Regions from separate parts of the Mus musculus genome. Here region 2 is linked to region 1. A link is a contact called in ENCODE POLR2A ChIA-PET data. All regions are on one chromosome and are shown on one strand. The core of a region is the stretch at or near the end of the contact, and the rest is flanking DNA. Distances in the headings are between cores, read along the strand shown.

Region 1 (5,301 bases), core at 2,078-4,577:
AAGAATCCTTTTTTTTCCTTTCTTGTGACAGTACCTTGCTCTATAACCAAGGCTGGCCTCGAACTTGCAGCAAGCTTCCCACCTTAGCTTCCCAAGAGACTGGACTATGGGGCTAGGAAAACTAACTTTATCCTGTGGTCCTACTGGAATGTACAACTTTTGCTGTGGTACATACTCACCCCATCCTGTGGAGAGTGACCATCTTACTTTCAATGGTGTTCTGCTGTTCCAAAAGAGCATCCAGTTCTTTCTCCACCGCTTTCTGAAACAGACAAACACCATCAGAAGGGATATAAGTAATTTCCTTTTTAAGTGACTAGGGGATTAAACTCAAGATCTTGTACATGCTAGGCAAGTGTTTAAATATTACACTCCATCTCTACCCCTAGGTAGAAAGAACTTTAAGAGTTATCTAAATTAAGCCAGGTGAAATAACATAAATCTTACATGCCAGCATTAGGAGGAGGCATCTGGACCTCTGTGTTTGAAGCCAGTCTTGCATACATATTTAGGACAACAAGTACTACATAGAGACCCTATCTCAAGACAACAAACAAACTTATAACAAATACATTTATATAACTCAACACAGCTAAAAGGTGAATTTCAATTCAAAAATTTTTCCCTCCCACTACAGTCCCTTTGGACTTCAATGCTGCTTTGGTTTTGTTGGACTAAATAATTGGCTGTGTACTTTTTCTCATGCTTGTTTTGATGCAAGGTCCCCTGTAACTCAGGATGGTTTCTCACTTGTTCTGAAACATGGGATGACCTTGAATTCTTCTTTCCTTTCTCTTCAAGTGCTAGGATTATGCATGTGCATAACGCCCCCCCCCCCCCCCCGTTTGTTTTTCAGTATATCTTATTCTATCTAGCAGATGACTAACACAATGGAAACAAATAAATATTCAACACTTGTGCAGTGTTCTAAACAATGACGCTATAAAATGTAGTGGCTCATCCAGATGTGTGATGTTCCCTTGTTATTCCACATTCAGGAGGCGGGCAGGAGGAACAGAAGTAAATGCCAGTTTTGACCATGTAGGCAATTTGAGATCCTGTCTCAGAATCAAAACAAGGACTGGAGGAGGACTCCTCCCTCCAAGTCTGATGACTAGAATTTGATCGTCTGCATTCACACAGCAATTTTGAAGTTGTCCCCCAACTTCTACACTTGTGCTATGACACACTTGCTTCCTCATACACATACACTTTTAAAAGGAACAAAATAAAATATAGTAGCTAAAGAAATGAAATTGCCAAAGAGACCATAAATTTCTTTTTTTTTAATCCCTTCTTTCTGCATACTTAGTGTTCAGAGGGGGTGATTATATTTCTACGCCAGTGAAGCTATTTATTTATTGTGCTACCTCAATTTATGCACCTTTGAGACAGGAGTTTTGTGTAGTTCATGAATTTTAGATCCTATTGCTTCAGCCTCTTGCATGCTGGGATTACAGGTATACAGCATATTTAGCTCAATTTCTGGTTTTTTTTTCCTATGAAGTAAGGAGAGCAATATGTACCTCATCGGATTTCAATATGTACCTTATAGGATTTCTGTGCAAATAAAACAGGATAATAAAGGCACATAACACAGTGTGCAGAAAACAGTTCCACAGTCTTAGCTAAATAGTTTAATAAAGGCAGTCTTAAGACGGATGCAGAGGAAAATTTGCAGTCATTAAAAACAAACACAAAGCCAACGCTACTACATTTTATAAGACCGCAAAAATTTCCCCAATGTATTAATTGCTTCAAAGAATATAGACTTAGGAATGTTAAGTCAAGAGCACTCAACTTTAAACCACTACTTGTGTGGGAACTGCTGGAGCAGATGCAAGGCAGTACTTGAAAACATTCAAAGGTAGTAACAACTCTCTTTTCCTCTATTCAGAGCGCTTTGAGAGCTGCATGACATTAATCCCAGCACTTGAGTGACAGCGGCAGGCAGATTACTGAGTTCACTGCAAGCCTGGTCTACATAGTGAGTTGCAGGCCAGGTAGGGCTAGATAGTTAGAGCCTATCTAAAAAGAAAAAAAAAAAAAGTTCCCTGGGAAAAACAGCTGCCAAGGTTTTTAGGTGAGAGGTTACATCTTCTGACTTGCAAGGAATCCATCCACGAACTGACAGCACCAGACTGCCATGGAAAAGAAACAAACGTATATAAAGAGATATAGCATGCTATTAATAGAAAGGAAGCCGAATCCTTTCCACACCTGTTACTTGATTGACCACACATCCGAGGTACAAGAGATGAAATCACTTGTCCGAGACCAGACAGCTGCGCCTTAGTCTTAAAACTTCAAAGTCCTAACAGGGAGATTTCAAACTTCTAGGGAGTTGTGAGCTCGCCTATAATGCCAGTAGCTTGAGAGGTTGCTCTAGGAAGGTAGCCAATTTGAAGACAATATGGGCAACACCGAGGCCGTCTCAAAATAAGAAAACATCCAAATGCCTACACTTAACTGAAATGCTAAAAATACACACATAATCATTTCTTCCAAGAGAAAAAGTCTTAGACCTTCAAGCTAAATAGAAAGGAACTTCTCCTTTAAATGAGTCGAGAAGAAACTTTCGTAACTTTTCACTTCCCAAGCCAAAGCAATTCTTATTCTGAAGTCAAGCCAATTCGGTATACACATATGTATGTGTGCATGTAATACATACATGTACGCGCACACACACACACCACTTCCAGTTTTACTCGTCAGGGAAATCAATACGGAGGCAGACCAAGGAAGTAGTCCAGGTAACAGGTCAAATAAGCTTGAGTAGAACTGACAGGTGTACCCAAATGCCCAACTACATTAAAGCCTCTTGGGAAGCTGCTTTCTCGTTTTCCCTGGTAAAGCGATCGACACCCGTGATGCCCTCTGCCACCGGATCCTCCAGGAAAAAGGAGGTTCAGCTCCCCACCTCCTCGCCACAGAGTCGTTCGTACACAGCTTCCAGCTCCTGCAGCTCTGTCAGAGAGCGAATGAGCTCGGTGGAGATTTCGGAGCAGTGTCCTCCTCCCACCCCCTCCGGTGGCGGAGGAGCTCCTGACAATTTCAGCGGAGACTCCACCTCCGCCATCTTGGCTCCCGGTGGGCGCTTCCGGGCTTGCGAGGTCCCCTCTGCGTTGGCGCGGTGACCTTTGGGGCTGCCCACAGATATGCCCGATCAAAACCATTGGAAGTCTATTTTTAAAACTAACCTTCTATTTTACAGAAAACTTACCGTAACGTATAAATTTTAGATAACTCATTAGTCTTCAGGTGCAAGATGAAAACATCCCAAATTTACATCTATTTATCAGGCGGGGGCTAGATACCTTTTTCCCGTCGCGCGGCACCCGAAGGCCCGTCTTGAAGGCTAATGGCGGACGCCGGCGGATCGGCAGTGGCGGTGGCTTAGGCCTTGAAGCGATTCAGCATCCGTCGGGTACCGAAGCCATCCTTCTTGCAGCAGGGTAAAGAAGTGGCCTCCCAGCTTCTCTGTCGCGGAGGAAGTGGAGAGCGCTCATAGGAGAGAGCTGCCCGGCACCTCGGCCGGAGCCGCAGGGGCAGTTTTAGGCCCGAGAGGTTCGGTAGGCGTGAGGTTAGGGAAATGCTTGCCGTGGGCAAATGGCCTCGTGGACTCTTCGCCCACTTGTGTCTTCAGAGTGGGAACGAGTCCTTTAAGGCTTGCGAGTTTAACGTGGTGGCACACTCGTGTATTTCCACCACGCGGGGGAGGTTGAGGAAGTGGGAGTCCCACCGAGGCTGCATAGGAAGACTCGAGATTGAAAGACTATTCAATCAGCAAGGGGTAAAAATTCTGTTTGTTCAAAATGTGCAACTATCAGAAACCGCCCGGGAGCCGGGGATCTGGTTTGAACTTGTGCATTTGGTAGTTAGGCAAAATGTTGTTTCTCCTCTGAACCTCTGTTTACTGTAAAAGAAAGAAAAAAAAAACCCGAAGGCTAATAGTACCCATTTGAAGACTGTGCAAGATAAAAAGGAGGTGATGGTGGAACCGGAGATTATAGGCAGAGGCGGGGGAGGAAGCTTTCCACGGTTTGGCTGTTACGGTTACCTGATACCGGATATTCCTCCAGGAAGCACCTCTTCAGTAAGCCAGGAGATCCGTTTGTTTTGGTGTTGAGTGAGTAGGTGCTCATTTTAATCCTCCAAACCTAATGGTAGAGAGCACTTGCCCAAGGCCATAGGTTTCCTTCTCGTAGCCTCAAACACGAAATTCTGCATACAGAGCCTTACGAGGCAAGGTACCATCTTCCCCCCTGTTAAAGCAAATGTCCAAAGTCATAACATCACGTTCGCTGCTTATGGTGCAGCCGGAACTCATCCGTGACAGCCTTGTAAATTGTGAGGTCCTCTACCCTCAAGCTGCCAGTGCCAGTTCAACCTTTAGGGATAAGCCTTAGAGATATTAGTTTATTAGGTATTTTAGGACTAAATCTTAGAGGTATAACTTCATTTGCTTATATGTAGCGTTAACAGTTTCGCTAACTGAATTATAGTGTAGGCATTGAGTAAGATTCTCGGTATCTGTAGCAGAAAGCTGTCTTGTTGGTTTCTCAAAAAAATTCATCCTTTGGTTAAAGACAGCACATAAAATATGCAATAAATATATGTTCTTGAACATGCACATATATAAGCATATGGAAAGATGTAAGTTTGGTAAGATTTATAACCCAGAGAGAGAATGGGGTCTCTGGGAAATGAATCTGAGGTTTTTAGAGCCTTGAATAATGTGGATGTGTAGACCCTTGAACTACAGCTAACTGTAGGTTCTCATTTGTCTGGCAAAAAAAAAAAAAAAAAAATCACAAAAGGCACGTTTGTTAATTGAGCAAGTTGTAGGTTCTGGCATTTAACCACTTGCTCTATGTTGTCCAACTGATAGGATTTTTGAGCTTAGGGTTCCCTTGACCATAAGAAGTTTGGTTTTGTTTGAGACCGGGCCTCTCTTTGTATCATAGGCTGGAACTGAGTGTGTGACTCAGGCTGGCACTGAACAGAGTGATTCTCTTTCCTCTGCCTCTCGAGTGCTAGGATTACAGAAGAGAGCCATGATTCCTGTCTTTTTTTTTTTTTTTTTTTTTTTTTTTTTTTAATACCTAAAATGGGTGTTGCTAGGTGTAGTGGCACACACCTTTAATCCCAGTGCCTGGAGGCAGAGGCAGGAGGATCTCTGAGTTCCAGGATAGCTATTTCTGAATTGTCCATTCTGGAATTCACTGCAGCTTATACTTATCTTACACTTGCAGATATCCTCCTGCCTCGGCCTATTGAGTGTTCATGCCAATGTGCAGG
Region 2 (5,301 bases), core at 1,563-4,062, 180 kb before region 1:
GTGGTAGAAGCCTAGGTTGTGTGTGTGAATGTGAATGTGTATGGGTGGGGGGACGGGACTGACTGACTTTTAAATTACTTTTTGGCAATTTCATAAAGGGTCTTAGCAATCTGGTCACACACTCTTTAATCCCCCTCCCATCCCCTAGAAACTGAGGTATTTGTTAAATGTTATTTCCTTTGTTGTTTATCTGAAGTAAGATTTGTTGTTCTTTTTCTGGGGCGAGGCCGTTGAGACAGGGTCTCACTGTTTATTATAGTCTTGCGTGGTTTGGAACTGTCAACCAAGCTGGCCTCAGACTCATAGCGATCCACCACCCTCTGCTTCCTGGGTGCTGGGCTCATTTATAATGGCTCACTTTACCACACTGAGGTGTGCTTTGTTTTGGTTTTGGTTTCCTTTTGATGGTATGTTGCAGGGAATAATAAATAAAGGCATCTGCCCATGCTATCCTCAGCTACTCTCAGGCCCTGGGGACCCTGCTGCATCCCATTCCCAGCCATACACCCCGCTGTGGTCAGCGATCCCAAATCCCAGCAACCCAGTAAAACCAAAACTCTAGAGGCTTGTAATTTATAAGTCAGATTTATATCAGTAAATTCTCACCCCACAGAAATGTCCACGCAATTACTCAGAACCAATTGATATTGATATAAATTGCCCACCTAGATAAGACAAACTGTCCTGTAATTATCCATTTCTTATAAGATATTCATAGTTACCTGTGGCTATTTAAAGCCACATGGAATCTTGATCGTCTCTCTTCCTCTATCTTCTTCCTCTCTTCCTGTCCCGGTCTTGGTCTCTGAAACTCTTAACTCCGCCCCCTTTTCCCTGTCCAATCACAGGCTTCTTGTATTCATATTTAAATTAATTGGGGAGGGGATTCTGATACTGTACATACTTACTGTACATTTTTAATCCCTAAGCACTCAGGAGGCAGAGGCAAGTGGATCTCTGTGAGTTGGAGGCCAGCCTGGTCTACAGATCCAGGACAAAGGACCTGTTGATCACCAGCTCTTATTCTCCTGCTTTCAGCCTATCACTGGGGTTACAGGTTTCACCACCATGCTATTTATTTATTTATTTATTTATTTATTTATTTATGAGATTCTGACTCAAAAGAGCACATGGAAATTAACTTCCGAGGATAAAATGAAATTGCAGATGGTAGTGATGGTTCATGCTTGCAATCCCAGCATTTTGTCGGCTGAGGCAGGCAGGTCACTGTGAGTTAGATAAACCCCTCATAAACAGTCCCTGTTAGTTGAGTTTCTGATAACTTTAATACTGTATACACACCTATGTGAGTTTGGTTTGTTTTTGTGGATCAAGTGGAACCTATTCTACTGTATTGCATCTTGTGTAACTTAATGTTTCACTTCAATAAAATCTATTTGAAATTTTATTTATAATCTTCTATAGTCCTGAAAAATACAAAATAACTTAATTGTTTTTTAGCTGCTTTTCCTTGGGGTTTCTTCTAACTTGAAATATGATCATGGCCTCCTAGCTGGCTCCTGCCTCCACCCCACCCTTACCTATCCAACATTTCTTGAGGTTAATTTATTATCATGGGGTATTAGTAAAATGTTTTTATAGTTCCAGGAAGATGCTCAGTTTCTTTCTATGGAATACACAGGATAAAGACCTATTTAATCCTGGTTAGGGGGAAGCAGGTAGTTCCTTCTGCCTTTATTTTACTATTCTAAAACTAGAGCTATTTCCTTTTTAAAATTTCCAAAATTAGGCAGGGCGTGGTGGCACACACCTTTAATCCCAGCACTTGGGAGGCAGAGGCAGGTGGATTTCTGAGTTCGAGGCCAGTCTGGTCTACAAAGTGAGTTCCAGGACAGCCAAGGCTATACAGAGAAACCCTGTCTCAAAAAACCAAAAAAAAAAAAGTTCGGAAAAAAAATTCCCAAAATGAAGGCTGTGAAGGCTGGAGAGATGGAGCAGAGATTAAGAGCATTTGTTGCTCTTGCATAGTACCTGGGTTCCATTCCAGGTAGCCACATTGTAACCATCTGTAACTCCACTTCCAGGGTATCCAACACTTTCTTCTGACTAGGTACCAAGCACACATGTGGTGCACATAGACATGCAAGCAAAGCACTCATACACATAAAATTAAATGACTAAATCTTTAAAGTATTCATCCAAAAGTAATTAAATAAAATGCCAACGACACAACCTTTACATAGGAGAGGAGAGATGGCCATCTGAAGAAAGCATAGATAACGCCAGAGGTCATGTATTTTGTTATTAAACTGCTTTTACCATTTCCTTCAGGAACTGAATTGATTTGATTGAGCAAACCGCTTGCTCTTTCTGGTCTCTGATACTCTACCAAGAATTTTCCTTGGCATCTTCCTTTGGTGTTCAAAACTCAATTTGGGGCATATCATTGAGCACCTGTTTGTTTCACGGGACTGATTGTCAATGCTTAGACATCTTATTAAATTGAAAAGAACAGATACTATTTTGACCTTAGCTAAGAGTCTGGTAAGGCACGTTTACACAGAGGCATTTTAAATATCCTGAAAAGGTAAAACACTTGCTTATGTATTCTGGCTGTAATAGTTATACCAGGGCCATCTATGCCACCATGCTGATTGAAAATGTGACTTTCCGCCTTCGGTCCAAGAGCATTTAATGCTGGCTACCTCAGTTGGGTTGTAGGACGATCTGCAGCGAAGGGTGATGGGTGGGAACCCGAAGAGGACAGTAGTGGCGCTGGATCCCCGGACCTTAGGGGCGCGGAGCTGACGCTGACTCTGACGACACCGTGGCGCGCCGTTTCCGGTCTGAGCTTTAGTGAATGATTTCCCTCGGGGCGGTGCTGGACTTCTCTGCCACCCACCTGAGTCCGCGGTCGCACCGCCCAAGCGGGCAAGCCTGCCAGCGCTGCCCCGGCACCGCGGGCCATGGCTACGGATTCTTGGGCCCTAGCAGTAGACGAACAGGAAGCCGCAGCTGAGTCTGTGAGTTGTCACCAACCGCTGGAGGACCAGGGGCCAGTGCCAGTCAGGATATCTGCCCCTTAGAAGGACAGATCTTAGGTTGCTTGGAACTGGGTGGAGGACCCTGGCGGCATGGGCCCCGAAACCAGAGCTGGCTTTGATTACCCAAGCCCTTCCACCTTGTGTAAACTCAAGTTGGATGCTTGGTTGCCCATAGTGCTCAGCCACCTGCCTGTCTTCCTGGAATCAGGGCTGATATTCGATTGCACTCACAAACTCGGATGGTAATCTGTAGCTTGGGCTTTGAGTTTCCTGGGCTCAGGGAGGTTGTCTTACTCATATTTATTTGTATGACTCCTCCAACTTGGTTACCTCTAGCTTGGTTATTGGTAGTGAATGACTGGTGGGGCCTATCAGTAAATCTTTTGGTTGGCTTAACTGGTTTTCTGAACCTGATACATAGTAGCAAGATTAGAGTTAAATATGGAATTATATATGTCTTGAATTTTCCAAGAATTAGGACCTTGTTCTTTTTTTTTTTTTTAACTTTGAAAAAATAAAGGTTTGAACCTGTCACTGTGATGTGGCACCTCTCATCCTATCTCTTTTTTTTTTAATATTTATTTATTTATTATATGTAAGTACACTGTAGCTGTCTTCAGACACACCAGAAGAGGGAGTCAGATCTTGTTACGGATGGTTGTGAGCCACCATGTGGTTGCTGGGATTTGAACTCTGGACCTTCGGAAGAGCAGTCAGGTGCTCTTACCCACTGAGCCATCTCACCAGCCCTCATCCTATCTCTTGGAGACTTAAGACAGGAGGGCTGACTCAAGTAAGAGGCCAACCTGGGCTGCATAGTGATCTTGCTGGAAAAAAAATATATGTATATATATATATATGTATATATATATACACACACACATATACATACACACACACATATATATCAAATACAATAAAGAATTAACTATCCATTTTGGCTCAAAGCCTTTATTATATATAGGGTTTTAAAAAAAGATTTATTTTATGTATATAAGTACACTGTGGCTGTACAGATGGTTGTGAGCCTTCATGTGGTTGTTGGGAATTGTTGGCCCCGCTCATTCAGGCCCAAAGATTTATTTTTTATTATACATAAGTACCGCTGTAGCTGTCTTTAGAAGCACCAGAAGAGGGTGTCAGATCTCATTACAGGTGATTGTGAGCCACCATGTGGTTACTGGGATTTGAACTCTGGACAGAAGAGCAGTCAGTGCTCTTACCCGCTGAGCCATCTCGCCCACTCTTTGTATATAGTTTAAAGAGAAATAATATTTTTGGCTTTGTGCATTGAGGGAATTATTTATTTATTTTTGTTTTTGGAGACAGGGTTTCTCTGTGTAGCCCTGGCAGTCCTGGAACTCACTCTGTAGACCAGGCTAGCCTCGAACTCAGAAATTTGCCTGCCTCTGCCTCCCAAGTGCTGGGATTAAAGGTGTGTGCCACCATGCCCAGCATAAAAACTGTTTATGTCATAACCTTTAGTCTCATTCAAACTGATGGGCCATTCCAAGGTTAGAGCCCATTTTCTGAGGGGAAGGGGAAACAGCAGATTTGCTTTCAATCTCATTCAGAGGGATTCTTTCTTTCTTGTGTTAAATATAGTCTCGTTTTCCTTTCCTTCCTTTCTCTAGACACAAGGTCTCATGTAGCCCAAGCTACATGGCCCACACCTGTACCTCCCTGCACTGGGACTGAAGGTGTGTGCTACCACACCTGGCTCAGTACTTAGTAGCACTGTCTGTCTATCTGTATCTCTCTCTCTCTCTCTCTCTCTCTCTTAATCATTTTATTCGTTTGCATTTCCCTTCACAAATCTCCCATCCCATTCTGTCTTCCCTGCTCTCCTTTGCCTCTATGAGGGTGTTCCTCCACCCATGCACCCACTCCTGCCCAAGGGGCTCCCCTTCCATTGATGTCAGATAAGGCATCCTCTGCTACATATGTATCTGGAGTCTGGTTTGGTCTCTGGGAGCTCTGGGTGGTCTCGTTAGTCGATACTGTTCTTCCTATGGGGTTGCAATCCCCTTCAGTCCTTCCCCAGTGGCTCTCTCTTTGGTTTTTGGAGACAGGGTTTCTCTGTGTAGCCCTGGCTGTCCTGGAACTCACTCTGTAGACCAGGCTAGCGTCAAACTCAGAAATCTGCCTGCCTCTGCCTCCCAAGTGCTGGGATTAAAGGCGTGCGCCATCATGCCCAGCAGTGGCTCTCTTTTTGTTTTTTTTTTCCATTTTTTATTAGGTATTTCTGTGGCTCTCTTTTTAAGATGAGTACTACCATTAGACCATGTTCCTGGTA

What was found. ChIA-PET counts read pairs that join two places held with the same protein, here RNA polymerase II (POLR2A).
Region 2: POLR2A ChIA-PET joins it to region 1 with 57 read pairs in embryonic stem cell. The contact joins the promoter of Ddx19b here to the promoter of Sf3b3 in region 1. POLR2A ChIA-PET finds 5 or more read pairs at or near these places in 5 of 5 experiments (Patski and embryonic stem cell).

What each region holds. Positions count from the first base shown.
Region 1 is chr8:110,844,829-110,850,129 of GRCm38, reverse strand. Sf3b3 (splicing factor 3b, subunit 3) reads left to right here and starts at 3,327. Exons shown (of 26, transcript NM_133953.2): 1 at 3,327-3,455. Cog4 (component of oligomeric golgi complex 4) reads right to left here and starts at 3,106. Exons shown (of 19, transcript NM_133973.2): 1 at 2,921-3,106; 2 at 180-262. The coding sequence starts at 3,079.
Region 2 is chr8:111,025,281-111,030,581 of GRCm38, reverse strand. Ddx19b (DEAD box helicase 19b) reads left to right here and starts at 2,812. Exons shown (of 12, transcript NM_172284.5): 1 at 2,812-2,984. The coding sequence starts at 2,928. It also overlaps a transcript of Aars not described here.